2 separate regions of the Mus musculus genome follow, and region 2 is linked to region 1. The links are chromatin loops, found by intact Hi-C in ENCODE. Cell type or tissue: left cerebral cortex. All regions are shown on one strand. Links, peaks and the distances in the headings refer to the core of each region. The heading gives the core; the rest is flanking DNA.

Region 1 (15,690 bases), core at 4,431-12,430:
CTGATAAGGGAGAACTCTCCAGACAGGATAAGTTTTACTAGACCTAAGAATTTAGAGCTCTGTGATAACACATTACTCTTAAGGCCTGTCAAGAGTTAACAACCCCCTGATGCTTTTAACCTTAAAGTGTGAAATTCTTGCCTGGCATTAGGCTGATCCTAGGCAGGGCTTGTTATCCCTAATGTAAACATTTAATTAGTCCCTGCAAATTCCTTTCTGCTGTAACTGGTGAATTTCAGTGTATCTTGTCTTTTGTGATTTGTATCCTTTGATAATTCGTTGTAATATAAGTCTGAAGCTCAACCAGAACATTACATTCAGATTCAACACCTCTCTTGTGTGTGCCTGATTGTCACTTCATCCGACTCTTTTGCCCATCTGCCTAAGAAATCCCGTTCCTCGCAGACCAGAGACACAGAGGGTCTGCAGCAAAATGTGCTCTTTTGCTAATAGTGTGCTTTTAAGCTTCTTTTATGCTGTGTTGGAAACAAAGTATTTTGGGGATGAGAAGAAATACAAGAGAATCCTCCATCCTTCCCAAGGCTTCCACCCACAGCCAGAGCTTCTCTGGGGTTTCTAGAATTTTACTGCATTATTTTCAACTCCAGGAAAGTTGGAGGCCTTCATTCCAGTTCTCATGGCTATGACTTTTGTTCCCACACTCCTTCGTGGTAGAAAGGGCAGGCCCATCAGTTTTTATTCCGCATATTGAGAGAAGAATGGTTGTTGTCATATCATATCTAAGGAATAGTTTTTCTTTTCTTGTCTACAATCTCTTTTGGAAGAAAGCATGGAGAACAAGTTTGATTTAGCTTCCGACAGAAGTGTTTGTATTGCCTTAGAAATCCTCCATGTAGCTTAGATGTTCCTAATAAAAGGAAAGTAGTTACTAACCTCAAAAGTATACTGAAGAACGTAATTTAATATTATCGAAAACTCTGACACCCACGTTTTACGGTGAGAAATCTGGCCCTGTACCCGTACACATCATATTAAACCCTAATTTATCAGGCTTTTCCTGTGTTTACAATGATTCGACTTCTATAGAGAATATGGTTACACTTCCAATTTTATCACTTCTCCTTAAGTACTTTTCATATCAGTATGGAAAATAAAAGACAAAATGAAACAACCAGATAGTAGCCAGTTCTGCCTTCTCGTCCTGTTCCAGTTAAGTTAGTCCCCCAGACACATGCCTTCCCTGCCCTTTGCCTTCAACCCTGAAGCTTCACTTGTATCTTTCCTTTTCTGTATTAATCAAGGCACTGAGATGCTGCTGTTGGCTTGAGTCCTGGTACCTTTATGACAGGAGGAAGTTGTCTACTTCCTACTCTTTGTATGACCTTCCCTTTGATCTCTTCTGCCCAAGCTCAACATATTTAAAAGTTTGAGGGAACAGTTCCACTTTCAGTACAAGGAAGAATTTTATGCCTTTAACAATAAGACCTAAAAGAAAATAGGAATCTTTTTCTCCCTTTTGCACTCTAATGTTAGGTACACTGTCTTGTCTTCCCTGTTCTTCTTTCACTTTTCAATTTTGCCATATGTATCTGTTATCTTCTCCCTTCTTCAAGGCATAACTCTAGGCCTTGTTTCTTGTCTACCCACACTGGGTAAAAATATCTTCACAAAACTCTAAGCTTGTATCTTATCCTCAGTGGAGGGGCTATTTATTAAACAGCTGTACAAGAACATGTGTTTTGCACTTCAGCTACATGGCTATCTTTACTTTTGTATGATTTTGAGCCCAGGTATGGACTAACAAAATTATCATCATAATTGTAGTCCCAACTCACTTTACACTTAAGCTATTTCAGTTTGAAAGGTATACTCTACCTTATATCACTTTGTTCTCTACCACCAGACCCTGAGAATACAAATTAAATCTGTGTGTTTTCAAAATACGTGTGCATATATATTGAATTTTGTCACACTCTCACATTATTATTTGCAACGTGATGTATTTATTACAGAATCTGTTACTGCCCTCTAGTGGAGTATCATAGTGAACGTCACTTGAACCAAGTTAAAACCTAAATTGTGTAATCTGTGAATATACTTAATTAAACAGGCAAGGGGACTTAAGTTTGCAGAAGTCACTGAGGCTGTTGATAAGCAGATCTTGGTATAGGGAGAACATCCTTGACATCCAGGTGGTCCAAATCTGATCACACAGGTCCTTAAAAGCATAGACCCTTCCTTAGCTATACAGAAGAGGGTCAGATGGATGGAGTGTGGATTTTTCCCTCAATCTTTCAGAAAGGAATGTAGCATTCCTCCTACCCAATTTCAGTCAGGTGTGGAATAGGTTGGGATTGTGTCATTTTAAGACCCAAGCTGTATATTAATTTATATTATGTCAACAAAAGTTGGTATGATCAGGAAGGCAAGAAAACTGGGAGTAGGATATGATTAAGATGGGGAGAAGACAGAGAAGGAGGATAATTGAGGACCAGGAAGGTCCTCGTATGTGGGTGGCTTCTCTGAGTTAGGCACTTAGATGGGCACTGTGAACTTGGACTTGTACATTTTGTACAGAAAAGATTGGCTACATTGATAAGCTAGCACAGAGAAATCTAAGAGCCTTCTTAAGGTTGGAAGATTAAAATGTCTGGGGTGATAATTCTTTTTCTTTGTTGTGGTGGTAGGTAGTCTGAACGTAGGGCCTCATGCACTCTGGGTAAATGCTTTGCCACTGACTTACACTCCAAGACCTCACTGGTTTTGTGAGAAATATTATACTCACCCAGGGCATCATTTTCAAAGGTGTCAACTTCAGAGAAATAATGAATAAACTTTATGCTTTATCCTGGATCTGTTTACCTGGATATCCAATTTGATTTGATACTCTGAAAACATCCCGGTACAGAATACTTACAGCTTCTCTGAGCTAGGTTCTCAGTGCCTATGTTTTGTTGAAGTCTACGTTGAAGTCTAGGAGGCCTGTGTTAGAACAGTGTAGAAACCAACCGGAAAGCCCACTAGGAAGCCTATATGAAGGCAACAATCCATGGGTTGAGACTCTGGGACCCTGAATTGAACATTCCTAACTCTGGAGGCTACACAAACCAGAGTCCTCAACTCTGACCTCTCATCTAGTTCTTCTCTTAACAGAACTTCTTCTAGGTATGTATTTCTTAGGCTAATTCAGTTCTGAAAAAAAACCTTCTATTCCACATTTCCTGTCATATTTGTGCACCTTTTCTGACATATCCTTTGTTTGCCAAGCCATGTATTCTTTAAGATAAGCACAGCTCCTACTATAGTAAGGGAGACAAATTTTTATGTGTTTAAACTTGAATCCCATTCTTGGGGCAAGTTACTTATGCAATGTGTGGTCAAGTTTTTGTAACTGGGTGTTGTTTGTTTACTAGCATCGCCATAACAAAGTACTGCATACTGCTCTAAATGGCAGATGTTAATTTTCCTCCCATTTCTGATGGCGAGTTGAAGGTGTTCGCTGACACAGTGTCCCCAGAGGCTTATCTTCTTGATTTGTAGATGGACATCCTTTCCCTTAAGGTCTTTCCTCCCTGTATCTGCAGCCTGATCATTTTGCACACTGGGTGTCACCCATGTGACTTCATTTTACTTAATTACAGCTTTGAAGATACTATCTCCAAGTAACTAGTTCTGTGAAGCATTGGTTTTAGACTTCATCAAGTAAGTACAGCAGACAGGTACGTCTCATCCTGCAACAATGGAAATACAAAGAATACTGACTTGAAGGGCATGTTAAGGCAATGATGATGAAATGAGTGAATGAGTAAAGAGGTCCAAGCTTTGATGATCATATATTCGCATAGTGCCATCTCACCGCTACTTTTCCAACGATATTTTTGAAATGTTATTTCAGTGAGGATCCAGTGTTAAATTATTCACATATTGCTTTCTTTGAAATTTCTCCTCAGTTCTGAGATGCATATGTCAGCTACTTCATTTTATAGATGCGAAACTGGAACCTGAGAGGGGCAACTGCATTCCTGAAGTTATGAAGTGGCCAGCTTTGCTTGATTATGGATGCTGCATTCAACCACAGGTTTTGAATATTTCAGTATCCCTACTTAAACACTTAGGTTGGGTGAGCAATAAATCTCTGATTTTTAAAGCAATCTGGCCTATTTCTCCCTATAGGAAATGTTTCCACATTGACTCTATTTCAACACCTAAAACATACCTAATATATCTCCTTTGATGCCTTGTTCCTTGTCACATTTCATTCCCATGTGTTCAGTGGTATCTTCGTCTGGTTTTCTATAAGTTATGGACTATGAGAATGGGTCTCTCCAGCAGGGCTGGCTCTTCTGACAGCCTAAGTGTGATCCCAGAATCAGCTTTGAAATGAGTGCCTGCTGCCTTTCAATTTTCTAGTTTTCTTTTGTTTTGCTTTTAAAAAAACAGCAGGAGTTTTATTTCATTTTGTTTTGACAACCTAATATGTATTGTAAAAGGTTGACACCTTTAGTCCAAATAAATACAAGTTTCTATTTACTGTAACTTTATCATTATTGTGTACAATTTGGAATTGTTCATCTTCTACTTTAACCATCTATTTTTCCTAAATGTTTGCTACAGAAACATCATGTAGTATTCTTGAGAGATTTTATGCTACTTTCTCATACAAGGTGAATTTCTGTTTGTGTGAGTGGGACAGTGAGTCAGTTTTCTTTTGAAACTCATAGTTACAAGGACAAATCACATTCTAATCATTTGACACTCAGAAGATTACTTCTGTCCTCTGTAAAAATATTCTTGCCTTGCTGGGTAGCAGCTACCTAGCAAAGGCCAACACATTCTCTGCTAGCTACAGCCAACAAGAATGGAAGAAAGAATTCTTCCTATGAGAACAGCCCCTCTCTGAGGTAAAAATGACTAGAAAGACACTTGATGAAATGTAAATTTGATCTGTAATGAAATATTTTCAGGAATGGAACAAGCTATAGCAATAAATTAAATTTGCTCTTAGAAGTGGCATTATCTGATGAAAACCCTAGTTTATCTCTTTGCCTTTCCTTGGACTACTTCCTAGCATAGCCTTGCCTTCTTTTGCTTGCTTGGAAATGGGGTTGTGAAATGCTTTTCTATGGCTGGTGTAATAAATCACTGTAAAATTAATATCATAAAACACTAATCACAAAGCTACCATGTGTGGAGAGCCGTGAGCAATCGCCATCATGAGCCTCCGCTGTGCCTAACTGGTAAACAAGTAATGTGCGCAGGTGCAAGAGTAAATTCGTGCCAAGTCACTGCCCATTCCGGGGTGTAGTAGTGGGGTGATGAGTGAGCAGCTAATCAGAAGTTGACACGTCACACGGAGGGGTATATAAGCAGCACCAGTTTCCTTGTTCGGGGTCTTCCTTCAGATGAAGCAATAAAGCTTTGCCGTAGAAGAATCCAGTTGTCTGAGTGAATTCTTGCTGGCGAGATACTAGCTCGGGATAACCATGTAGAATACTACAGATTAGAAATTAAGTATAATTCTTGTTGGATTTATATCAAGAGGCAGGAAGGATTATCTTTTGATTTGAGTATCCATGGGATAATCTGTCCCCTTACCTTTAGAGACCACTGCCTTTCTCTGGTTGCTCTTATTTATCTTCAAAGAAAGCAACATCACACTAACCATAGTCACTGTTAAAGACATGAATGTTTAGGCTGAGTCCAGCTATACAATCCAAACAATAATCTTGTTGTATTGAGTTAGCTGAACACTTAATTACACCTCCACACTTCATTCTCTTTTTCTATATAAAGTAATGTATTCATAGTTACTGAGTAATAGGAGGTAGATATTTTTGGAGCCATTATTTTGGCTAACAGAGGATGATAAGACTGAGAATTGGTTAAATCTATGAAAACATTTTGCAAAGGCTTCTATTCAAATATCTTAAATTTTTTTAATATAAAATTTCACTAATGCTTGGCAAATACACTTCCAGAAAATCCATTTTTTCACAAATAAAGCTTTATATCTGCATTATTCATAAAAAATTTAAAACTGAAATGGATCGAATGTGCATTTAACAAGTGGATGGAAAAGCATGTCCACAGGATGCAACCATTTTCCACACTAAGAATATAAGAAGTTATTGAAATACTTTAGAACACGGATGGGCCGGCCAATAAGGATCTTTCTATCTTCAACTCTCCTCCTCACAGGAATGGAGTTATAGGTGTATATAGCTGCATCTAGATTTTATATAGGTTTCAGAAATCTAAGTTCTCATGATGTTGCACAATGAGTGCTGTGAAGAAATCTTCCCAGCCAGCATATCACATTGGAAGCAAAAGACCAGATATTTAAAGCCAAAAGTCCCATAAGGAGGTATCTTGCAAGGATGTTGAGAGAGGACATCAATTGAGGTCCTTCATTGTTCAAGGTACAAAGTCACAGAAATAGATGCTGAAGCCATAGTAATAGAGATTAGGGTTGGAAAGAGGCAGGAGTGTGGAGGGCTGTGTATGAAAAATGTGCTTAACATGAGGTAGGATTCATTCTCTGAATATTACACTCAAAGGAAAGCTCTAATTTCTCTGTATTATTAATGCCATATGAACAATGGCGCAGCCATAGTTCCATGCCTGGGTCTTGCTGATACCAATACATTTTGTCACAGGGCATGGTTTGAGAACTTTCCAGAATAATTTTCTTTCCAGTCCCCATAATAGAGTACTTTGGAGTTTTGGAGATAATAGCATCCAATAGGCCTGCAGGCTGAGACAACTTTTGGCAGCAAAGTCCAGGGTGGGATTTGAGGACAGAATGATAAGGAAAACACACACACACACAAAGGAAAATTTTCCTTCCTGAGTTTGAAAATTCTGCATCTTACCTGCTCCCAGATTATTAAAGGCCAGACAATGCATGAACTTGGCAGTCATGGGACAGGCTGGGCTAAAGCAGGAGTTTTAGGTCATGGGGCAGAGATTGGGTTCTTCTAGAAGTTAGTGTATTATGGCATAACCCTGTCAACTGTTCAGGGTTTCATAATGATCCTATTCAATACAGATTCATCTATATTGCTTTTCACATCAAAGGAAAAGTATTTTTGTTTAATTTCCTCATCCAAAGTAGGTTTGGCACTCTGGTTATTTATTCTAATTCTATCCTAGTCTTAGGAAACCTTCAACTGCAACTATTTTGCAAGGTTTGGAGATGAATACACTTCAGAGCTTTCAAAGTCTGTAATAACGGAATGTGATCTAATTATAAAGGGTGGAAAGGAAGCAATGTTGTGTGAGCTCTGAAGAATAAATGGACTCTGACAATCTGAAAGGGAGGATTCTTCAATAGGAAGAGCCAGGAGTTGCTACATCAAACCAGCAATGGGGCAGCTGTGAGCAGTAAATCAACCATCTATTTATATAACAAATATGTTAAGAATGTGGAGCAACAACTGGCAATCACTGATTTCCCAGAAAGCATAGAGTGACTGAGTGGTCATCAGTCAACCATCTCAACCCTGTCGTCACTGACTTGTTAGGGTTTTATTGAGTTAGACTCCCCCTACAATGATTTTAGGTTCACCTTTCTCTTAGAAGTAGCTTCAAACACTGAGCGATCAGAACATTCTAATTTTTACTTCTGCCTGGCACACAATTTAGTAACACTGATAAATTAAAACATGATTCATATTTAGATGCACACATAAACATTTCCTTGTGTATCTTCTGTTTCAAAATGAAGAGTCCCTTAAAGAAGAGAGCTGCTGTTTCTCCATGCCATTCTTTCATATTTGCTTTTTCCTAGATCTCAATTATATATCACCATCAGATCTAATTGTGAGAAATATATGTGTATATATACACATTTTTTGGTCCAGTGAAACAGTCTATTTTTAAACTTCTCTGAACCAATCTTCTTAGAAGCAAACATGTTTTATTTTTAAAAGGACTTGGATGTGAGGGGTGTAGAGAATTTAAATAGACATTAACCAGAAGTCAGAAAATATGTTCTTCAAAAGAATCTTGAGGAACTACTTGAAGACTCATTTGAGCCTACTTTTGTCCCTTCCCCACTTCCTTCTTCCTCCCTGCATGCTATCTTCCAGGAATTATCCACAGTACCAGGCATGTAAAGCTCTCAAGATACCACTCCTATCTATAAAGTCTTATAATGACTCTAGATGGAAAGAATCATAAAAACCCATCACTGCGCCTAGCAATCGTTTCACAGGAGAGAAGTTGCTTTTCTTTTCTGTAAAGGTCAGAAAAGCTTTTGTGGATAGGTCTTCCCTGGCTGAAGAATGGGATAATGTATAAGAGGTAAAGAAATAGACTCAGGAGAGAGCTTTTAAAAGGTACAGCTGTCCCAATTCAACACGATCTATTTAAGGAAATACAACATGTTCAACTAGGCTTAAATTCAAAGTGCTAGAGTGAATTTAGAACACTTGGACAGATTTTGTGTGTGTGTGTGTGTGCACAGAAATGTTTATGAAAGGCTTTGTGTACTGCATAAATTTAGAAAGTTAAACATGGACACCCTATGTACATGATGTTAAATTATGGGTACAAGCTGGGAGACCAGGAATGAGAGCTTTGTATTATTTTTCTAGGAAGAGGACAGTGAAAGCGTACACTAGATCAGAAATAGAGAGGGAAAATTGAATCTGATGAACATGTTTGCTCTACGAATAATGACAATAACTATCTTCTTGGTGAATTGTCTAAGCTAGTGAAGGCTCTTTCTCATTGCTTCCCAGTTCCTTGTCAGGTCTTAGCACAGTCATGTCCAATGATTTGTTTACATGAAAAGAGGACATGAATCCTGTAGCCTTCACATTAGGATTATGCCAGATGAAGTCCAGCTCCAAACTTCCTTGAGGAGTCATAAAAGTCCTATGTTGAAATTATCCCCAAGCCCAGATCCTTTCCTGTCCAAACACATCCCCCCATGCAGCCATGCTGACTGTCAGGGCATTTCCAGCAACTATATATCTTCCTGTGAGAATTTAATTCATGACATTGTGGGGACAGGAAACAAAGAGATTTAGAAACTAATGTAATTGAGAATGGGATTTCACAATCATTACAATCACTGAGATGGAAATACAGTGTGCCCAGAATGGGGGCAGGTTGAGGAGGCAACAAATTCAGGAATAAATTCCTTGAGTTTGAGTTGCCTGTGAGGAAGCGAGCTTGCACTGTTCACTCACAGCTAATTTTGTCAACAAGAAACATAGAAGATGCAGTGACTATGGGTGGCAAACGTGAAGGGAAAATGTAACAGGCAAAAAATAATTGAATAAAGTGGGAAATTACATAGTAGCTTATATGAGAGACTTTTAGTTACATATGGAATTACTATTGAAGTTTACCTAGTAAGAAAGAACAAAGCTCATGAAAAAATACTTTAAAGAGATCAATTAAATGATACAGAGCACTCAAAAGAGACTGAAAATTGAGAGTGGCATTCTTTTAAGAATAAGAATGAGAATGAAAACATGTAGAAGACAAAACCTGCTGGCTCCTCTCTTTCTGAGCAGCCATAAAACCAGTGGATTTTTGCTGTGATTGAGACTAATTGGGAAAGATGACAAAGTCCATGTGGAAGCTTTTAAAATGATTCTGAGACTCTAGAAGGTCTTGATTAAATACTGTTGTTCCTATTACTCACTAGTTTCTAGATGAGTGCCTGCTACAGAAGAATCATGGGATTGATCCAGTGACAATACTGAAAGGGGCATCTCTACTGTCTTATCTACCCCCTAGTTGTATTTTGATATTTTTAATTTAGAATATCTAGATAATTCCAAGATTGATCTGCTCTAAATTGTTCTTGGCACAGCTCAGAATGCATAACCCTAGATGAATAATTATTTTTTGTAGATCAAATTCTCTACTATTTTAAACTTCTGAGCTAAGTATAATAATAAACTTAAAACTTAAAATCAAGACAGCATGTTCTCATATACAGTTAAGTGGGTATAAAGATAAAGGGTGAGGTTGAGCTCAGAGAAACTAGGACTGTTTCTGACATAGACTATAGGGATTGTTAGTCAGGAGAGAGTGCAGTAGTAGACTGTGCAAAAATAGATGGAAGCCAAACAAAGACCTGTTTAAAAAAAAAACCACAGTGTATTTGAACCGATAAGAAATATTCTTGAAAAGTCATTAATTTATTTAAGCCAGAGAAGTAGATCAGTGCCTTACTTTGTCTCCATTGGAGAAGCTTCTTCTTAAAGCAGATGGGAAGAAATGCATAGACCCATATCCAGATATCATGCACAGAAGGAGAGACTTTGAAACAGTCAGACTTCAATAGGATGCCTTCACCGAATCCTTCTTCTCAGGGATCAGTGAACCTCATGGAAGAGAAGGCAGATATACTGTAAGAGCCAGTGGTGGAGAAAGGACACAAAGAAGACAAAGCTGTCTAAATGAACATAACTCATGCACATATGACCTCACAGAGACCGAGGCAGCATGCCCTGGATCGGAAGAGTTCTGAATCCCATACTTTTTAAATATATTTTGACTTCCAGTTTAGTGTTTTTATAGAGTTCCAAGTGGGCAAATGAGTTGACCTCTGTTTCATGTGCTTTTTCTTTGGGTTCTTTTCCTTCTCGTTGTAAGTTTTTATTTTCAATTCCTTTGTTCATTTTTTAAATCTTACTTGAAAAAAAATCATTAGATGCTGGTAAATATTTGAGCTCATTATCCTGAAAGACTGTGGTTAGATCATCTTAGCTTTTCCTGGAAGTACACTTTGAACCTTATCCTCAGACAGAAAGAAAGCATTGGGATTTCTTTTTTTTTTTTTTCTTTTTTTTGTGACTATCTTAGGTCATATTTCTGAGGGAGGGGACACATGTCTTGGGAAGGATACATAGTAAGGTTTTACTACTAAAATGATCTATTTGGTAAAAACTCCACAAAGAGTTTTGTCAAAAAAATAACTGTTTTGAAAGGGTTATTTTTTTCCTCTAAAATGTCAACAAGAGTAAGGGCACAGATACAACATACTTAATATGCCAACACAACAACATCAAGTCAGTGAGTAAATAAAGTGGCACCAACTTCATGGCAATTTTTCAAGACACAGTTCAAAGATATTTTTAAAATAAATAACTAAAAGAGGAGCCGTCATCCTCAGCCCAGGGAGGCGGCACTGACAATGGACTGAGGCAGGAAGCGCGGCCAGCACTGGTCCTCGGGGCGGGGAGCAGAAGCGCCACCCTCAGGAGGGGTGGATGCTCAGGTTGGATGCTTGTCCAGAGAAGAAAGCCTCAGGAGAGGCTGTCTTTTGCCATTTTCCTCTTTTCTTCCAACGTGTGCTTAAATATTTTTCTCAAGGTGTCGTAAACTATTGGTCCGTTTTCAGAATCAAAATTAACCTTGGTGAAAGCTTTAATGGCATGTGAAAGGCAAGCTTCCTCCACCCCCATGGGAAGCGTCTGCAGGCTCACTATGCAGTGCAGCACACAGAGGATGGTCTGGTACTGCCCCTTCTCTAGTAAAAACAGGGCTTCGGCAGTATCTGCTTGTCTGTCGACCAGCATGTCCACATCCTCTTTGGTGATTACAGGCTCTTTCAGTTGCTCAACCCAAGACCACATCAAACTGCACAAGATGAAAGGGTCTCTCTCGCCGCATATTCGTTCCCAGGCTTCCTCTCGGGAATTTAGTTCTTTCTGCCACATCTCCACTTTCCTTTTCACTTCCTCCTTTTCTTTTTTTTTTTAATTAGGTATTTTCCTCATTTACATTTTCAATGCTATCCCAAAGGTCCCCCATACCCACCCCCCAATCCCCTACCCACCCACTCCCCCTTTTTGGCCCTGGCGTTCCCCTGTACTGGGGCATATAAAGTTTGCAAGTCCAATGGGCCTCTCTTTGCAGTGATGGCCGACTAGGCCATCTTTTGATACATATGCAGCTAGAGTCAAGAGATCCGGGGTACTGGTTAGTTCATATTGTTGTTCCACCTATAGGGTTGCAGTTCCCTATAGCTCCTTGGGTACTTTCTCTAGCTCCTCCATTGGGGGCCGTGTGACCCATCCAATAGCTGACTGTGAGCATCCACTTCTGTGTTTGCTAGGCCCCAGCATAGTCTCACAAGAGACAGCTATATCTGGGTCCTTTCAGTGAAATCTTGCTAGTGTATGCAATGGTGTCAGCATTTGGAAGCTAATTATGGGATGGATCCCTGCATATGGCAGTCACTAGATGGTCCATCCTTTCATCACAGCTCCAAATGTTGTCTCTGTAACTCCTTCTATGGGTGTTTTGTTCCCATTTCTAAGAAAGGGTAAAGTGTCCACACTTTGGTCTTCGTTCTTCTTGAATTTCATGCGTTTGGCAAGTTGTATCTTATATCTTGGGTATCCTAAGTTTCTGGGCTAATATCCACTTATCAGTGAGTACATATTGTGCAAGTTCCTTTGTGATTGGGTTACTTCACTCAGGATGATACCCTCCAGGTCCATCCATTTGCCTAGGAATTTCATAAATTCATTTTTTTTAATAGCTGAGTAGTATTCCATTGTGTAAATGTACCACATTTTCTGTATCCATTCCTCTGTTGAGTGGCATCTGGGTTCTTTCCAGCTTCTGGCTATTATAAACAAGGCTGCTATGAACATAGTGGAGCATGTGTTCTTCTTACTGGTTGGGACATCTTCTGGATATATGCCCAGGAGAGGTATTGCGGGATCCTCTGGTAGTACTATGTCCAATTTTCTGAGGAACCGCCAGACTGATTTCCAGAGTGGTTGTACATGCAATCCCCATCAAAATTCCAACTCAATTCTTCAACGAATTAGAAAGGGCAATCGGCAGATTCATCTGGAATAACAAAAAACCGAGGCTAGCAAAAACTCTTCTCAAGGATAAAAGAACCTCTGGTAGAATCACCATGCCGGACCTAAAACTGTACTACAGAGCAATTGTGATCAAAACTGCATGGTACTGGTATAGTCACAGACAGGTAGACCAATGGAACAGAATTGAAGACCCAGAGATGAACCCACACACCTATGGTCACTTGATCTTTGACAAGGGAGCTAAAACCATCCAGTGGAAAAAAGACAGCATTTTCAACAAATGGTGCTGGCACAACTGGCGGTTATCATGTAGAAGAATGCAAATTGATCCATTTCTATCTCCTTGTACGAAGGTCAAATCTAAGTGGATTAAGGAACTCCACATAAAACCAGAGACACTGAAACTTATAGAGGAGAAAGTAGGGAAAAGCCTCGAAGATATGGGTACAGGGGGAAAATTCCTGAATAGAACAGCAATGGCTTGTGCTGTAAGATCAAGAATTGATAAATGGGACCTCATAAAATTGCAAAGCTTCTGCAAAGCAAAAGACACCGTCAATAAGACAAAAAGGCCACCAACAGATTGGGAAAGGATCTTTACCTATCCCAAATGGGATAGGGGACTAATATCCAATATATATAAAGAACTCAAGAAGGTGGACTCCAGAAAATCAAATAACCCCATTAAAAAATGGGGCTCAGAGCTGAACAAAGAATTCTCACCTGAGGAATACCGAATGGCAGAGAAACACCTGAAAAAATGTTCAACATCCTTAATCATCAGGGAAATGCAAATCAAAACAACACTGAGATTCCACTTCACTCCAGTCAGAATGGCTAAGATCAAAAACTCAGGTGACAGCAGATGTTGGCGAGGATGTGGAGAAAGGGGAACACTCCTCCATTGTTGGTGGAATTGTAAGCTTGTACAACCACTCTGGAAAGCATTGGGATTTCTGAATCACAGTATTTTCTACAGACCTTGACCCAAAGTCACACTTAGATGTGACTCACTCAAATAGGACATCCAACAACCTAAGTATCCCACACCTCACAATAAGGAAGGCTTCTAAACTGAGAAAATTCCTCACTCATCTGCCTATCTTTCTGTGTAGTGAGCAGGTGGCATAGAGTATGCACAGGTATAAAGGTCTGATTAGGAGTCACATTCCTTAAAGACAGCAAAAATAATTATCTTGCTCCTTCTTAGAGACATTGTACACACAAGAGAGCTCTCCTTTGTTAATGTCATTGATATAAAGGGAATGGCAGATCAGCTGTAACCTTTATCCCGAGTCTAGCTGATACCCATACATTTAGACATAATTCTCCTTATGGGAGCATCCCATAATAAGACTCTTCTGACTATATGATGTTGTTCTATAGGATCTGATTAGTAGCTGAATTCATAGACCCTTTTCAAGAAACAAGACAGTAGTGCAAAGAGAGTTGAGGAAGGTCTTTATTGTACAGTCTCTAGGGAGAAGCTTATTCTCAGCAGGAAAAATTCAGGTTTCTCCATTTATTTTCTACCTTACTGTTTTCAGAAAACAACACACAGACACACACACACACACAGACACACACACACACACACACACACACACACACACACACACACACACCAGAATAACATGGAGCTCATGCCAAGAGAGGCAGGATGAAGCTGTTTCCAGGTCTAAATATTTGGGGAGTTAAGACAAGAAAATAGGAAAAAGGAAGTTTTCAAGCTCAAAGTAGATCCCTCCTCTTTACTGGAGCTGAGAGATGGTTGCAGACAAAATCCTATAGCAGGAACCTTTGTACCTCTGTATGACTCAGCAGGAAGTAGACATTCTGGCTTGTAAATACTCTTGGTAAGCAGAGGCGATCCACTTCATTCTTTTTTCTTTGCTTTTTATTGACAGTTACCAGGGTTGATTTTCTTTATCTTCCATGGGCTGTTTCATTTACTCAAGAGAACACCATCCTCTTGAACGCACAACACAAGAGCTCTTCACCCTAAGAGAAAATGGACTCTTTTTCTCTCGGCAGCAATCAAATTCCAGGAAATCCTCAGCTAAGGATGGGCCTTCCATGTTGACTTTTGTATGGCTTTACCTTGTTCATACTGTCATATTGCTGTGAGTACTCTTGTGCTTCTGGCCTGCTGTGTCTGGAAAATACTGTATCCTTGAAGCTATCTCCCACTTCTGGATCTTACAGTCTTTCTGACCCATTTCCTAAAAGGATCCCTGAACTTTGAGGAAAGGGATACAAAATTCTCAAATAAAAGGCGAAAGATTTATACAATCTGAAGAGGCCCAAAGTGGGATCCAGATCAGGGGGGTTCCCAAGGTGTGACACTATTACTGAAGGTATGGAGCACTTACAAAAAGGGATCTACTGCCCTCTGAAAGACCCAACAAGCAGCTGAAAGAGTCAGATGCAGATATTTGCACCTAACCACTGGACAGAAGCAGCTGACCCCTGTTGAATTATGGAATGCTGAAAGAAGCTGAGGAGAAGGTTGATCCTGTAGGAGAACTGGCACTCTCAATTCATCTGGAACCCTGAGATTTCTCAACACTGGATCACCAAACAGACAGCATACACCAGCTGATATGAGGCCCCTAACACACATATAGTAGAGGACTTCTGGGTCTGTGTTCATTCAGAGATGATGCACCTAACCCTCAAGAGACTGGAGGCCCCAGGGAATTTAGAGGTCAGGTGGGAGGGGGGCATTCACCTGGAGACAAGGGTGTGGGGAGGAGGTATGGGATGTGGAACAATCGGAGGGTGGATGGGGGCGGAGATAAAATATGGAGTGTAAAAAAATTAATAATTTTTTTAAAAAATACCATGAAAAAATGTATAGCTATAATACACAAATAATGGGAATTACTTGGGTATTTAGGTATAGTCATAGTAAAGTCCATGT
Region 2 (15,690 bases), core at 2,593-10,592, 160 kb after region 1:
GAGGTTTGTCATTTTATCCTGTATCAATAAGGCTGCTTGGAGGATAGAAGTAAAGTACTGGCATTGTAGGAAATGCTATAAGATAGAAATGGAATGGTGCAGAATTCAGAGAAAGGCAAAACCATGGTTTAATTTTAACACATGCTCATTCTGAGAGCACCACTTGCCTCTCCTCTGCACCCCAGGTCCCACTTAGCTCATTTTGTTCTTTCCACATTGTCAGTTGTCTCTTGCCACCTGGATGTTTCAATTCCACCTCACATTAGAGATCTAAATTCTGCCCTCCACACTCCATCAGAGATGTCCTACTTCTGATCTTGCTCCTGAATTCACCTGTCTCTAATTATGCTTAAAAGAAATCACTGGTTGCTTAAGGTTGAATGAAGGAATTAATAAAAAAAAAACTTGTCCCAAAATCTATTTGAATTGAATCATAAAAGCAAGAGAAGAAATTCTGCCTCTGACAGATACCAAAGCAAGTTACAATCTTTAGTTAATTTTAGAGGGTTAAAACATTCTTTACTAATTAATTAATCTCCACACTTTCATGTGGCTTTTGGTCCTCAACACTTTACTATGACACCTCTTGATTTTCAGTGATGTTTCTAAAGGATGCTTCAAAATGTTACTTTCAAAATACACCTTACTTTCAGGAGGAGTTAGAACTTTCTACCCTAACATTCTAACAGGACAGTAGAAATTGGCAATTGAATCAATGTTGATTTTCCTCACAGTTTGCATTGTAAGTAATTAATAGTTTGCTACTATTGCTAGTTTGACTCACACTGCTTCACAGAAGGAGCCCTGTATGAGAGAAACAATAATAACAGCCCTTGACACTGTAGGGAAGCTAGATTTGTTAGGAAAGATGATTAAAACCCTAGTCAATAGTTTAAAAAGCAGAGATGGCCTAGCTCAGTCTAGGTTATCCAAAGAGGGAATCCACAGTCTATTTACAAAGTGAGACCAACTTAAAGAAGTTACTCAACTTACAGGATATAACAAATCTTCAACTTGAGGTGTTCCACTATCTTATAAAACTTCTGCATGGTTCCATCTTGTGTTATTGCATAGAGATGCTGCCACTTTAGTGAGACATTTTTAGTCACTCTATCCTCCTTCATCTGTTTTGAAGGGGTCTGCACAAGGATGATATCAGAAGCCTATGCAGTGTCAGTATAGTGGCTAGCATACCTATGTACGGAAACAAAGGAAGTTCAGCAGTTCTATGTTCTGAGACGTCCCCAAGGGTTCTGGCTGCTACATCTTCTGAAGACACAAAGGGCAGTCAAGCAGAGGAAAACAGACTCTTAAAATACCTTAGCAAAAGGAATCTCATTTTCAGTCCAGAACCCTTATAATTTTGGTGTATATAGATCCTATAGTAAGATTTGGTAAATTCCAAAAGCATATCCAATATTCTCATGATCATACAAGACAGGGCCAGGTCCATAAAGGTAAAGGACATCTCAGTGTTTCAGTTCTGTAGGGGCAAAGCCTCCTTTGAGCCGCTGAGTCTGGTACATATATGTCTGTGATATTGTTTCTGCTCATGGCTCCACTCACAGGTCTTTCTAAGAATATTTGGGTCTTTTATCTTCTGCTTGGTCAATTGTCTTATGTAATTGTCTTGTGCAGTAAGAGTTTTAATATTCAATAATAAGATATACTGACTTCAAAGAAGAGTCATACTATTTTCCCATTGTTTCTCTGAGCTTTCTTGTACACATGCCTCTGAGTGGTATAGTGAGTGTGAGGATGGAGATTGGCTTTGGATAGCAGAACCCTTTGCTTCCAGGTATTGCTTTGTCTCCAGGTATCTATAGATCCAAAGACACGTTTAGTAGTGAAAGTCTTAGACTTAACTGCTGACATTCATCATAGATACACAGTGTTACAAACCATGTTCTTGATGCAGGAATCTAGGAAAATTCGAGGTAACAAATACCCACTAGATTCCTAAAAATATCAGTCTTTTATCAAGTGCTGCACAGTCATGTGTCTCCTAGATTTTAGGTCAATCTCCATTCTCTAGGAGCTGAGGGGAGCTTGGGCTTCCACCCTGCACACATGTGGAATCTAAGCAACCAGTGAGACATCATTGAAATAATAATATTACTTTGATAATGAAAGAGTTGGAAGAAGAAGATGAAAACTGTTATGGAAGATGAGTATTATTTAAGGAGATTGAAACAGAGAGAAGTTTCAAAGGCATAAAGGAAAAAATACTTAAGCTACTTTAATACAAAACTCATTGATCTTGGAAACCCAATGCAGAAGTGGTAAAGGCTGTTGCTGGGCAAGTGTTCTGCTCAGAATCGTGTCTGAATTGTTGCAGTCTTACAGAATTCTAAAGATAAACTTTGGTATAGAAGTCTGTGCATGTGTGGGAGGTGTGTACAGCATGGGGTGGGTGGAGACAAGCTCTCTTTGAAGCCTTCAGAAGCCTTTGTGAAAAGTCCTTATCTCAGACAGGCAAGCATGAGTCCACACCCTTCCTAACACCCTGGCTCCAATTTTATCTTGATGTGATAGAAAGATTTTCACTTTGGTGTCGTCAAACTTCTGTGACACAAATATATCTGAAACGCTCATTGCTCAAACCTACCCTTTCATCCTAGCTCCTATCCCTTTGTTCCTTGTGACTTTGCCCTTTCCATACTCAGGAATATATCTTAAGTCCCCAAGGGAACAGAATAACCTTAATCTTAAACAGCACAAGAAGTGCTTCCCTGTCAGTCCAATGAGTCTACTACTCCCTAGAGGGGATCACTAACAATGTCTGGTAACTGATATTCTGAAGAATGTCAATAAGAAAAGTCAAGTTGACTTTTATCTATGGAGCACCACTCCATCAAAACTGAAGGTAGACGATTCTCTCCATCTTCTGGAGAGAAACTATCTTGCAGGTACACTGTCGTGTCTTCCCTATGACTTTCCACGTGTTTATTTTCTGTGAACATCATCACCTCTTCAGTATAAATAAGCCCTGTCTCTATCCTTGAGACAATTCCTCCAAGTCCTTTTATGTACTGAACAAGCAGAAGAATTTGTGTTCTCCTGGTTCTCATCTCCACACTTCCATAATGATGGAGAGGTTGGTTTTGGAATGAGAGAAGGTAAAAGGAAGTCAAAGCCATTCTTTAGAGACCTGCAATTCACACTCAGGACAGTAAAGCAAGGCACTCTTCACTTGCTGGCCAACACCCACCACTACCAAGGCCATCACTTCTGGCCTTGCTATGAAGGGGACAACCTAGTATATACTAGGTTGGGAAGTTCTAAAGAGCAACCTTATTTCCATTTCCAGATGTGATTTGTAAAATGAGTTTCTAATTGGCTTTTAATGGCACTCCTTGCCCTGGATTTCTACAAAACCAATTTCCCAGGCATGTGTCTATGCTTGAGACATTAAAATTAGCTGTTGGATAAAAAAAGGAAGGTTATACAACAGACTTGAAACAGCTTAGGTAGTGGTTTGGGGAATCCTGGTGTCTCCTTGTAGAGTTCTCAACTGCCTCTCTGTTCCTCTTCATCCCTGTACTTTCTTCCCAACCTATCCAAAGACGCTGGGTTTCTTTGCTTCTATTTTCATTTACATGTACATGTCTGTGTGTGCATGTGTGTATGTGCATGTGTGTATGTGCATGTGTGTCCTGGCTAGTTAGTTTATTTGGGTGGGGGTGGGGATGGGGGTGGGGGGCGGAGAACATGACAAAATCTATAGCCATTCAGGACAAATGAACCTCAATTTAGCAAATGCTTCCATCAAATTGGCCTGTAATCAAATCCCTTGGCCATTTTCTTAATGATTGATCAGTAAGCTGATGACCCCAGCTCACTAAAGGTGGTACCATCCTTGGAAAGTAGTCTTTAGTTGTACAGAGGAGGAAACTGAACAAGCAATGGGTAGCAAGCCAGCAAGTAGTGTTCCACTATGGCCTCTGCTTCACTTCCTACCTCCATGTTCCTGTCTTGAGTTCCTGTTCTGTTCTGACTTCTTCCCATCACTGATGGATTGCAACCTGTGAACTAAATAAATCCTTTCCTTCCCAAATTACTTTCAGTTACAGTTGTTTATTACAACAATAAAAAGCAAAGTAGGAAAATGTATGTGTGTTGTGTATGTGGAGAGAGAGAGAGAGAGAGAGAGAGGGAGAGAGAGAGAGAGAGAGAGAGAGAGAGGAGAGAAGGTACCCAGCGTTTGTCCCCACTTTCTCCATTTTCATTTCAATGAGAACTCCTCACAGAGCTCCTTTCTTAGTTTGTTCATATCTGCATCTCTGTTACATCTTATTTGAAATGCAGTTTTCTCAAATATAAGCTCTCATGACAGAGGAAGAAAAAAACCACATACAGTCCCTTCTCACTCCCAACATCAAGATGATTTACCTCCCATGGAGAGGTTTACACTGCACCCTCTATTTACAGTTCCTGTTCTGAAGACTGACAACCACAACTTGGGCTCCTCCCGCTGCCACTCCAGTGACCCTCTGGTCTCTATGATAGCATTGCATGCAGATGTAATCAGACTGTCACTGGTCATAGGGAGCTAGAATTTATTCTATTTAAATACAGTTATTAGTCTTTTTGCAAGGCAAAGGTAACTCCCATTAATTATGCTCCGTGAGCATTAATTGAGGCATGAAACAAGTTCTGGAGGGCTCCATATCTCTCCTTTCCCCTCCATTCCCATCAAGTGATATAAAAAGTATGATTGGCACTCTCAGATAGGCTAGGATTGTGAATGACAGAAGAACTGAGGTCATCAGAGAAGAGAAGCTGAAAGGAAGTTGCTCAGACAGTTGAAGAAAGATCTGTCAGAACTTGAAAATCATTCAGCAGTGATGTTAAGATAATTATGACATTAGAATTATACCTGTCTTCCCATTAGAGAATAGTAGACAATTAACGAATTTCTCTCTCTCTCTCTCTCTCTCTCTCTCTCTCTCTCTCTCTCTCTCTCTCTCTCTCTCTCTGTCTCTCTCTGTGTGTGTGTGTGTGTGTGTGTGTTTCTGTCTGTCTTACTCTCTTTTATATTTATGTATCATATATATGATATATATCAAAATAGATAAGAAATATGCATATGCAGTTAAGAGTCAGTGACACATGCTTATAGAGAAAAGGAATTATTACAAAACACTAAAGTGGAAAAATTGGTTACTAATAATAGATAGGAGTATAAGGATATCATTAGCATTTTATTTATACACCATTGAATTTTTAATATTAAAAGGTATTTTATCTCCATAAAACTATGACATTTATAATTTTTTCATCAGGTGGAATATTTTATAATTTCTAAATAGAAAAAGACAAAAATCTATACCAGTGGGACACTGAAAAAAGGTTCATTTCCTTAATAAACTTAATAAATTGTAAAGCATAAAAGGCCCAAGAATTTAAGTATCGTGGCTGGCTTATGACTGGGGGTGGGTAAAAAGGAGTTTGATGTACTTGATATGTCTGTTTGATTTTAATAATTATAACTAACTTGGCTTTGACCTGTTAAATCCTGCCTACCATGAGAAAGTCAGGGCAACCTGTGAACTAAATAAATCCTTTCCTTCCCAAATTACTTTCAGTTACAGTTGTTTATTACAACAATAAAAAGCAAAGTAGGAAAATGTATGTGTGTTGTGTATGTGGAGAGAGAGAGAGAGAGAGAGAGAGAGAGAGAGAGAGAGAGACTCTTTATTCTCAGAGAATTTGAATAATTCTGTATTTAATAGGAAAAGTGCATTAGCACCATCTAGTGCCTAGTGTTTTAAATCTGAATTAAGTTCCTTGTATAATTTCTATTAATTCATGTTTTAATTTCTCTGGGCCTCTAGAGAGACTCGGTTTTGTTTATAATTCAGGTCATGTCAACTACACTATTATTCTAGAATTCATCGTAGGTTACAACTTTGTCAAGTGTGACTTCAGCAAGTAGGTGCGAAGATCTATTTTCCCTAAAGAAGATGCCTTTTAAGCTTTGATTCTCAAGTCATCTATTTTTGTTCTTCTCTGCCTCAGGACATTAAATTACACAAGTCTTTGAAGACTTAATGTGAATCATTCAGGCAAGAAGCTTGTGTTTTAATCTACTTTCGGTCTGTATTGAGGGATTATTTCAACCTCAAATGATTCTCAGAATTTTACAAAACCACATACTATATTCACTCTATAAATGGATTCTGCATTGTCATAATTGATGCTTTATAGCTATAAAGGAGGAACTGAACCTTCCTTGTTTAAAGTAAGCAGAGAGCTCTGGTAAGTGCCTTGTACCATGGCCGAGGTTGAGAATGGGTAGCAGATGAAACACAGTTATGTCTTGGACATCCAAAAACCCACAAATGCACACTCATGAGACAATGTAGCAGGTGTCCTATCCTCAAATTATCAAGAAGTATCTTTCTCTCAAGAAAATCAAGTGGCATTAGAGAAGTCATTTGTTTTCTCCATCACTTTTTATTTCTAGTGTTGATGATTTTTCGACTTGCTATCCTATCTTCAGAAGACACCAAAATCTAGGCAGAAGATGAGGGACTGAAATAGAGAGAAGAAAGAAGCCCAGGAGGTTAGTGAGAGGATATGAAGCTCAGACTTGCAGAAAGGAGTGTGATCACGATAAAACTCAGGATAGAAATTTCTGGTTCCATAAGATAAAGGGATAAAGATTCTCAGATAATACGGCTGGACTTCTGAAATGGCCAAGTCAAAAACTAAAGATGATTTCCTTATATTTCTTTGTTCAAATATTGGGCTTTAGTACTTAGGACATCTTTTGGGACAAGCAATAAAATCAGAACAAAACCACAGTTCCTACAAAAGGAGCTTTTCAGCCCCAAGAAGAAGAGAGGAAGTTTTTGTTTATCAACAAATAAATGTGAAATAGTGACTGTTAAGTCAAAATCAGGAAAATCTAACATGCTCTAGTGTCCTAATCTAATAGTCAAAAGAACATTTCCTTAAGGAAGTGGTGTTGGGCATCAGGGAGAAAGGTTGACATACATTCACAGAGAGTACAGATTGGGAGAAGCAGAGCCTTTTGGTCAAAGCAAAGTAGTTAAGAAAAGGAAATTATGGCTAGGCTGCAGAAGGTAGGTACTCTTGGGTAAGAGCTGAGTTCTTGGCCAACATTATTTTCTCTGATTCAAAGATTACCCTGTGATGTCACTTTTACTATCTTTTTACCATATTTTGAAGGTTTCCTGCAGTTCCCAACCCATAATATGCAAGTTCTCATCTCTCTCCTTTTTCACTTACTCTGTACTGAGGCCATTGCTGGAGCTTACTTACACATCATACTTTGCACACTTACACTTGAGCAGGAGACCAACAAACAAGCAGTGATGGGAACCTCCTCTCCCAACTCTACTTGGACATCCTCACATTATCTTTATGATTTGGGATTCTAACCACATGGGTTTTCTTGTTCATTTGTTTGTTTTTGTTCTCTCTATATGTATTCCTTTTAGACCAGCATTCTTAACCTTTGCCTTAAGTGGCAAGTAATGCTGCTCTTATCAAATCTGAACGGAACCTGTGTTGGTAGTAAATTATTAAGAATATGATTTCTCCCAATCACTCTGCAACTTTATCAGCTTATATCTCAGAACTGCGAAAAGGTGTTTGTACCCTGAAGTTTGCATGTATAGCATTCTACATAATTTCAGTTTCTCTTCTAAACCATCCTGCCTTCAGAGTCTGGCAGAGATGTGAAGAGAATAGAGGGTACTAAGACAACCAACTGTCCAGGTTTGTAAGTTCTATATTTTGGCTACTTTCTTTCTAGAACACATTGCTTCATAGCTCTCTCTCTCTCTCTCTCTCTCTCTCTCTCTCTCTCTCTCTCTCTCTCTCTCTCTCTCCTCTCTCCTCTCTCCTCTCTTCTCTCTCCTCTCTCTAATTAATTAATCAATCATTTTATTCGTTTACATTTCAAGTGATATTCCCCTTCCTGGTTTCCCCTCCACAACCCCCCATCCCAGCCCCCTCCTCTTTGGATCTATGTGGGTGCTCCTCCACTCACTCACCCACTCCCACCTCATTGCTCTAGCATCCCCCTATGTTGGGGCATCCACAGGACCAAGGGCCTCGCCTCCCATCAATTAGACAGTCCTCTGATACATATGTAACTGGAGCCATGGGTCCCTCCATGTGTACTCTTTGGTTGGTAGTTTAGTCCCTGGGAGCTCTGGGTGGTCTGGTTAGTTGATATTGTTCCTCCTGTGGGGTTGCAATCCCTAGGTTCAGTCTGATGATTGGCTTTGAGTATCTGCATCTGTATTAGTTAGGTGCTGGTAGAACCTCTCAGGGGTTGCTCTTTTAAACGGCACAATACATTGCAGACAGCTGTTTTCCCAATGTGCGATAGCTTGAGGACTGAAACCCACTGCCTTTTGAGCTACACACCTATGCCCCATGCTTGCTCTTTCCCTGTCATTTCTCCTTAATTTTGACACACATTTGTAAACAACTTCCTCATTCTTCATTCTCAGTTTTACCAGCACCTTGACTAAAAGACCTAGATAAAACTGCAAAAATGAGCTCTGATAATGTATTTTTTCTCCTGTAAAAAAGCGAAAGATGCTCTAACATGCAGCAATTAGAGGCAATAAAGCATCTACTGTTCTGCAATTAGCAGTAAGGAAAGTTCTAGCAGTTTGCAATTAGCATTGCTAAGTGAGCCTGTAGAAATGCTAAGAAAGAACTCAGAATGTGAAAATAAACACTATGGCTTGGGGCCACAGACTCCAAAGGGATCCATTAATATGCTATGCATCCTCATCTACTCCCAGTAGGGAGATCTTAGGAAGGTGATGTTTGCTTCTTATATATATAGTGTACATAGAAACTGTGGTACTGTATATAAATGCTCTCTTAAGGAGACACCCTCTCACCCTCAGAGGTGTGCCCCAAGCTGGCCCTAAGGAAAACTTAAGTACACTTATAAACAAACAAACAAACAAAAAGTGATCTTAATCATGTCTAAGAACTGATGTGGTAGAATAAACATTTGGGGACGGTAGAATGTTTAACTTTGGAAGTGTTAAACTTCAAACCCAGAACAAACTGCTCAGGTGCCTATTTAACATATCAAAGTGGACCTGCCCTATAAGTTCTCCCAGTGTTCCTCAATCCCTATTAGTTGCTGGCTTACCCTGGCCCCTACACCTTAATTCTTCAACCCATGGGTTTGGCTGCCCTTCCCCAGAGGCTCTACTCTATACAATCCAGCCATTTTAGTTACCTGCCTTTTTTGTGCCTTTGGCCTCCAGGCTACTGCACCTTGTTCTGCTCTTTCCCCTCTCCCTTCTCCTCCCTGCTTTCCTCGCTGCCTTAAGGTCTTGACTTCTCTGGACTCTCCCAGATGTGTCTGCCTGTGGTAATGCTCTCCCTTTTTCCTACAATAAACTTTCTCATCCACCACACAGAGGAGCCATGTCCTTTAATGTTTGTTTGTTTGTTGTTTGGGGTAACATTTTCCCCCTTCTAAGGTAGTGTCTCTTTTGATGCTATCTATTATCTTTCTAGCCTTGTTCCCTCCACCGTTTCTAAAGAAGGCAGTCTCACAGAAGGCTTTCTGGTACTCTGGCTCTTACAAGCAGACTATCAATTTAAGAGAGGAGGCATGGAAGATTTCAGAAAAGGAAATTAGAGGAAATGGATGATAGAAAGGAAAGGAAAGGCAAAATAAGTATAATTATATTTTAGTTTAAAATGTATTTAAAATAATAGTTGTCATTACCCACTGGTTACAATCCCCAGAATTAGAAAGAACAGTAGCAGCCCATGGCAAGGATGTAGAGAGGTAGAAACTCCCATTCATTGCTGGTGGAAAGCAGAGTGGCACTATCATGCTGAAAGTCAGTTGGGCTGCTTTTTAAAGAACTATGTGTATCCTTATCATGTGATTTAGGAAGTACCCTCCTTGCTATTTGTCCAAATGAAATGAAAATCCTGAACACAAATGCTTATATTAACTTATTAATTCTTGTCCCAAGTAGAGAGCACCGTTGTTACCTATCAGTAGGTGAGATGATCTATAAACCAATACAGTTAATAATCAGATATTCAGAACTAAAAACAAAATAATCTATCAAGCCAGTAGAATATGTGAAGGAGGACTTATTGTTATATATACATACTTATTATATTACTCAGCAGATGAAACCAACCGGAAATGGACATGTGATGTGAGATTCTAATATTTAACAGGCAACAAAAGCTAAAACCATGAAGATAAAATGTTCAGGGAAGATAAAAACTTAAGATTAGGGAAAGGATGAGTAGGTAGACCATAGAGGAATTTTAGAACAGGAAAAATACATACTAAGGTGTAATGATAGTTTTCCCTATAAAATCTCTTAGGTTATGTGACACCAAGAATGAAACCTGGTATAAACAATGGCCTTGGAATAGTGACAATTTGTCTATGAAGATAGCATATCTGGCTTCTGGTGCAGGGAGTTGATTATAAGGGGGGTGGGGGGAAACCATGCTTATAAGGAATCAGGAAATATGAGGAGACTCTCTAGATCCTCATCAACTTTACTATGAACCTAAATCTGTTCTGAAGTGATTAATTTTATGTAAAAAAATAATGAAATGAAAAAAATTTCATTTTTTTTAAACTTCAGGTACAATTTTTAAAAAATCCTGGATCTGAGAATGTATAACCAGGTTTCTACATATATACACTACTTGTCTTACTGTGTCCTTCTGTACTCAATCTTCCCCATGGGCCATCCTCTACCCTTCTTTTATGGCTTTTATAATGCCCTTCTAGAATGTAAAAGAATTGAATAAAGGTGTTAAATTATCCTAATTTAAAAAAAATCTATGAAGAAAATGAAGGAGGGACTAGGGAGAATGATCAGCAGTTAAAAGTTCCTACTGCACAAATATTAGGACCTGAGTTCAAATTCCCAGTATTCTTATAAAACTACACACATACCTGTAAAGCCATCATTGCAGGGATCTGTCACTCTAGCCTTATCACACATTCCAGGTCAGTGAAGGTCTCATAACACAACCTGCATGGTTTCCTGTGGTTAATCTGAGGCCACTTGCACATCATGCACACACACACACACACACATACACACACACACACACACACACAGAGAGAGAGAGAGAGAGAGAGAGAGAGAGAGAGACAGAGAGAGACAGAGAGAGAGAGAGAGAGAGAGAGAGAGAGAGAGAGAGAGAGAGAGAGAGAGAGAGAGAACATAAAAAATTAGCAAATATTGTGGATTGGAAAGGTAGCTCAGGAATTCAGAGTACACATTTGCTTTGTAGAATGTTGTAATTTATATAGGTATGGCCCCTATAGACTCGTGTTTGATATCTTGGCTCATAGGAAGTGGCTTTATTAGGAGGTGTGGCCTTATTGGACTAGGTTTAGAGGAAGTATATTACTGTGAAGGCAGGCTTTGAGTTTCTAAATGCTCAAGATCTGCCCAATGTGGTACACATCTCCTAACTACCTGTGGATCAAGTTGTAGAAATCTCAGTTCCTTCTCCAGCACCATGTCTGCCTACACATTGCTGTTTTCTGCCATGGTGGTGGTGGACTAAACCTCTAAAACTGTAAGTCAGTCCCAATTAAATGCTTGTCTTTATATGAATTGTCATGGTCATGGTGTCTCTTCATAGCAATGGAAACCCTAACTAAGACATAGAGGACCCAAATTCGGTTCTCAGCACCCATTGGATACCTTACAGCCTATCACTTGATCTTCAGGAGATTTAACACTGTCTTCTAGCCTTCAGGGGTATCTGGACTCTTGTGCATACATCCACATGTGTACACACACACATATACATAACTAAAAATGAAATGGAGTAAATATTATCATTCACCAGAGAGAACTGTGAGGGAGAGACTATTACTAATCTAATGAGTACCTAATAGGACGAAGAACACCAGCTGCTGATTAGACTGCGGAGCTAGAGACTACTAAGATTTCAGAATTGTAATTCAGAAAGCCGCTTTGGAAGATGTTCCCAATGTTTTAAGTAAGTTTAAGTATGCATGTGGCTTAGGAGTCAATAAGTCTACTCTGATATCTCTACCCAAGTGAAATATATGCACATTCACAAAGAACTATACAATAACATTCAAAGAAGCTTCAGTGGCAGAAATGCTTGATGGCTGGGGTAAGTAACCCGGATATGTTTACATAGGAAAGGAGGCATACAAATTTGATGTAATATATACTTGAGCATTGTGCAGAATTAGACTACAAAATGAGTATATTTCAGAAAATGTTAATTTTGAAGGAATATAAGTTAATAAAAATAAATATAATTTTATTTGTAAGACTTTCAAAAGTAGAACAATCAAACAGTAGTAACTGAAATAAAATTATTTTTATCTTTCCAAGAGAAATTGTTTGGAAGAGGGATGAAGAAATCTTTGTTTTCTTTCTTTCTTTCTTTCTTTCTTTCTTTCTTTCTTTCTTTCTTTCTTTCTTCCTTTTTTTTTGCATGTCTCACTTTGTAATCCAGTTTGTTCTTTATTATTATTATTATTATTATTATTACGTATTTTCCTCAATTACATTTCCAATGCTATCCCAAAAGTTCCCCATACCCTCCCCCACACTCCCCTACCCACCCATTCCTACTTTTTGGCCCTGGCATTCCCCTGGAAGGCATCATCCTGAGTGAGGTAACATAATCACAAAAGAACTCAAATGATATGTACTCACTGATAAGTGGATATTAGCCCAGAAACTTAGTATACCTGAAACACATGAAACTGAAGAAGAATGAAGACCAAAGTGTGGACACTTTGCCCCTTCTTAGAATTGGAAACAAAACACCCATGGAAGGAGTCACAGAGACAAAGTTTGGAGCTGAGACAAAAGGATGGACCATCTAGAGACTGCCATATCCAGGGATCCATCCCATAATTAGCCTCCAAACGCTGACACCATTGCATACACTAGCAAGCGTTTGCTGAAAGGACCCAGATATAGCTGTCTCTTGTGAGACTATGCTGGGGCCTAGCAAACACATAAGTGGATGCTCACAGTCAGCTATTGAATGGATCACAGGGCCCCCAATGGAGAAGCTTTGTTTTCTTTTTAGTCGTCATCATACTGGAATGTGAGTATTACCAGTTAGTGATGGATTAGTTTGAGTATTATATTCACAGTAATACCTTAATGAGAATTCTCTGTTATATAGTGAATGAAAGTCTTAAAATTCCTTAAAAGACAGGAGTCTTATACAAATATGTACTTTTATTCTACATAGTACAATTTCAAATCCATCACACAGAAGTGGATCCCTGAACACATATTTACACAAAATATTGAAAATGTGAGAAGTGCTTCGTGATTAGAATAGAGACAACCAAACCTAACATCAAAGTAAGCTGGATTGACAAGTTTGCCTGGGAAGACCTAAGGATCAATTGCTGGATGAAAGCTGAATAGAAACAAAAACCTAAACACAGCTCGGAGCTTTTGAAATCATTGATAAATGGCTATAAGTGGCATTATTTGTAAATTCAGATTGGCCAACTGAGGAGTTATTTTACATAAGGCAAATAGCCTGGTCCTTTATTTGCTGGCTCCCTTTGGGAACCAGTACAATCTTGCAGCATCTTTACAGAGTCACATTTGGACACACTATTGGATACATAGGATTGAGTTTTCTGTGAAGTTCAGCTCTGGACCTCATGGCTTTGGAGCTCAGATTCTAAATTAAGAGCCCTTGCACCTGGGTCTGGACTCCTGCCTCTAGGTACTAAGGAATAATGGAAGCTTTGGGGAAAGTGCTTACTCGATATTCACAGGTAAAAATGTTGCAGTCCTCACATATTTTAATCTAAGACAAGGAAGTATATTCGTTTCTTATCTGGATCTACCTTAGTAAGATTCATTTCCACTCTGCCTCCATGGGTCCTTACTTTGTTCTCACTTCAGTAACTCTCCAGTCTGAACATCCTTACATCTAAGGCTGCTGTTTGGTGCATTTATCAATGTTCCCCTGTAAGTCTTGACTTGCATGTCTTTATCTTAGCAGTAATACGGAATGGAGGACAAGCTGACATTAACCTTGGAGAATGATTCGAGAAGCTCAGAGTGACCGGATGCTTCCCTATGCTGTTTTCCTCTTTTGCAAAGAAAATGAAATATAAATGCCATGTTGGAGGTGACTACCCCCTTTGCACAGTTACAAGGAGACTCCAAATTAGAAAAGGTAACATCCAATATCATTTACAGCCATAACAGAGCTCAGCTCACACTAAGGTTCATGCTGTATAAGGTCCCTCTGGCTGAGATTCCACTGCCATGAAGAGTTTCAGAAAGTGTAGACTTTTCTTTTGCTTGGGGAAGGGGCTGAAGAGGGAGGTCCCATGTCAATCTCATGGTTGTCCTTCTTGTGCAGGCAGCACCTTCGTGTGCAGTGCTGTGTTTGTTCACTGCTGGCCCAGAAGTACATGGAGGTCTGGTTGGAACTGGTTGACTCTAATGTCAGGGGAAAGCTCTGTATCTCATTTCTGAAGGCACTGTACCCTTCAGGGACATCACTTTTGGTAGTTCTGTCAGTGCCTACTGAGTAATGGATCAGCTTCAACCCCTGCCCTGCATCTTGTTGATACCAGAACATCCGATAGTGGTTCATATCCTGAGAATAGTTCAGGATTATCTTTCTTGAGGTCTGTGTGATCCAGTATCTAGGTGTCTGGGTGATTCCACCATCTCCTGCTGGAGAAGGAGGCATAAGGAAAAACGAGAAACAAGATGTGTCTGTGTAAGGAATGGAAACTTTTGGAGCCAGAACACTGCAGATGATGGTAGAATTTTCCAACAAAATGCAGAACTCACCTGCTCTTAGCAGACAAAGCATCACACAAAAGAATGTGGGGATTATTTCAGGTCACACCTAGAAAGAAATCACCCCCACTGAAAGCTGTACTCTTAGGACTGAGAAAATAATTCTGAACTTCCCGTCCTAGGGAGTGATGGTTGGGCCTGTGATGTCACCTCCCCCTCACCACTTCTGTCACAGAACTCCTCTCTTGCTCAGCAAAGCCAGCAGGAAAAGTGAGTTTCTCAGAGATACCAGGAAATGATAGTAAACCACATTCCAGTGGTTTCCCCTTTTTCTCTGAGGAGTTTGTCGGTTGTCAGCACCTGTCCTGATATCCAGGCTACCCTGCCCAAATCCTCTAACTGTGAGTCTCATTAAAGCATAGAGATATCCCCCAACCTCTTAGATAGCTGTGGACAACCTAGTAACTGAAACCTTCCCAAGTCTGCCTTTGCCTTAATGTCCCTCCTTGGCTCCATCCTCAGTCTCTCCGGAGATCTGTGGAGTTGAGTGCCATCTTGTGGCCATGACAGAAATTTTTCTTTGTATTCACCCAAGGAACCGGAAAATTCCAGAAGTATTACAGGACAATTTCTATAATCAATTTTCTTAAACCTTAATCTAAACTTTAATTCTAGTTGTGATTAATTCTTGGGGTTTTCACACTTATGATCTATCCTACCTTTATTTTACTACTACACAAACAATTATGAGAATATTTTCCTTAAATTTTTCTTATACAAGATACATAGGCATGAAAAGATCTGCTACTAGGTATAAAATATTAGGAATAAAGACATAGGATTGATGTGTAAGAATAGCCTGATATATCTATCTCCTGAGAGGTTCTGCCAGAGCCTGACA

What was found. Hi-C counts contacts between places; a loop is a spot of excess contacts. Peaks named below come from ENCODE experiments on the same cell type or tissue, not always from the same donor. Only the 100,000 strongest peaks of a DNase experiment are listed, where the experiment ranks them.
Region 2: it touches region 1 in a loop (3-fold over the local background); 2 of 42 quality-filtered maps call a loop at or near these places.

Annotation. Positions count from the first base shown.
Region 1 is chr6:41,249,313-41,265,002 of GRCm38, reverse strand. It overlaps Tcrb, the pseudogene Gm2719 and the pseudogene Trbv27. Among named protein-coding and RNA genes, the nearest start is that of Try4, 45 kb to the left of the region's middle. In left cerebral cortex, for the core only: no CTCF peak of the experiment used is centred there; DNase peaks (open chromatin) are centred at 8,110 and 8,375; H3K27ac peaks cover 1,918 bases.
Region 2 is chr6:41,090,965-41,106,654 of GRCm38, reverse strand. It overlaps Tcrb and the pseudogene Trbv10. Among named protein-coding and RNA genes, the nearest start is that of 2210010C04Rik, 63 kb to the right of the region's middle. In left cerebral cortex, for the core only: a CTCF peak has its summit at 5,777 (motif pointing left); no DNase peak of the experiment used is centred there; H3K27ac peaks cover 786 bases.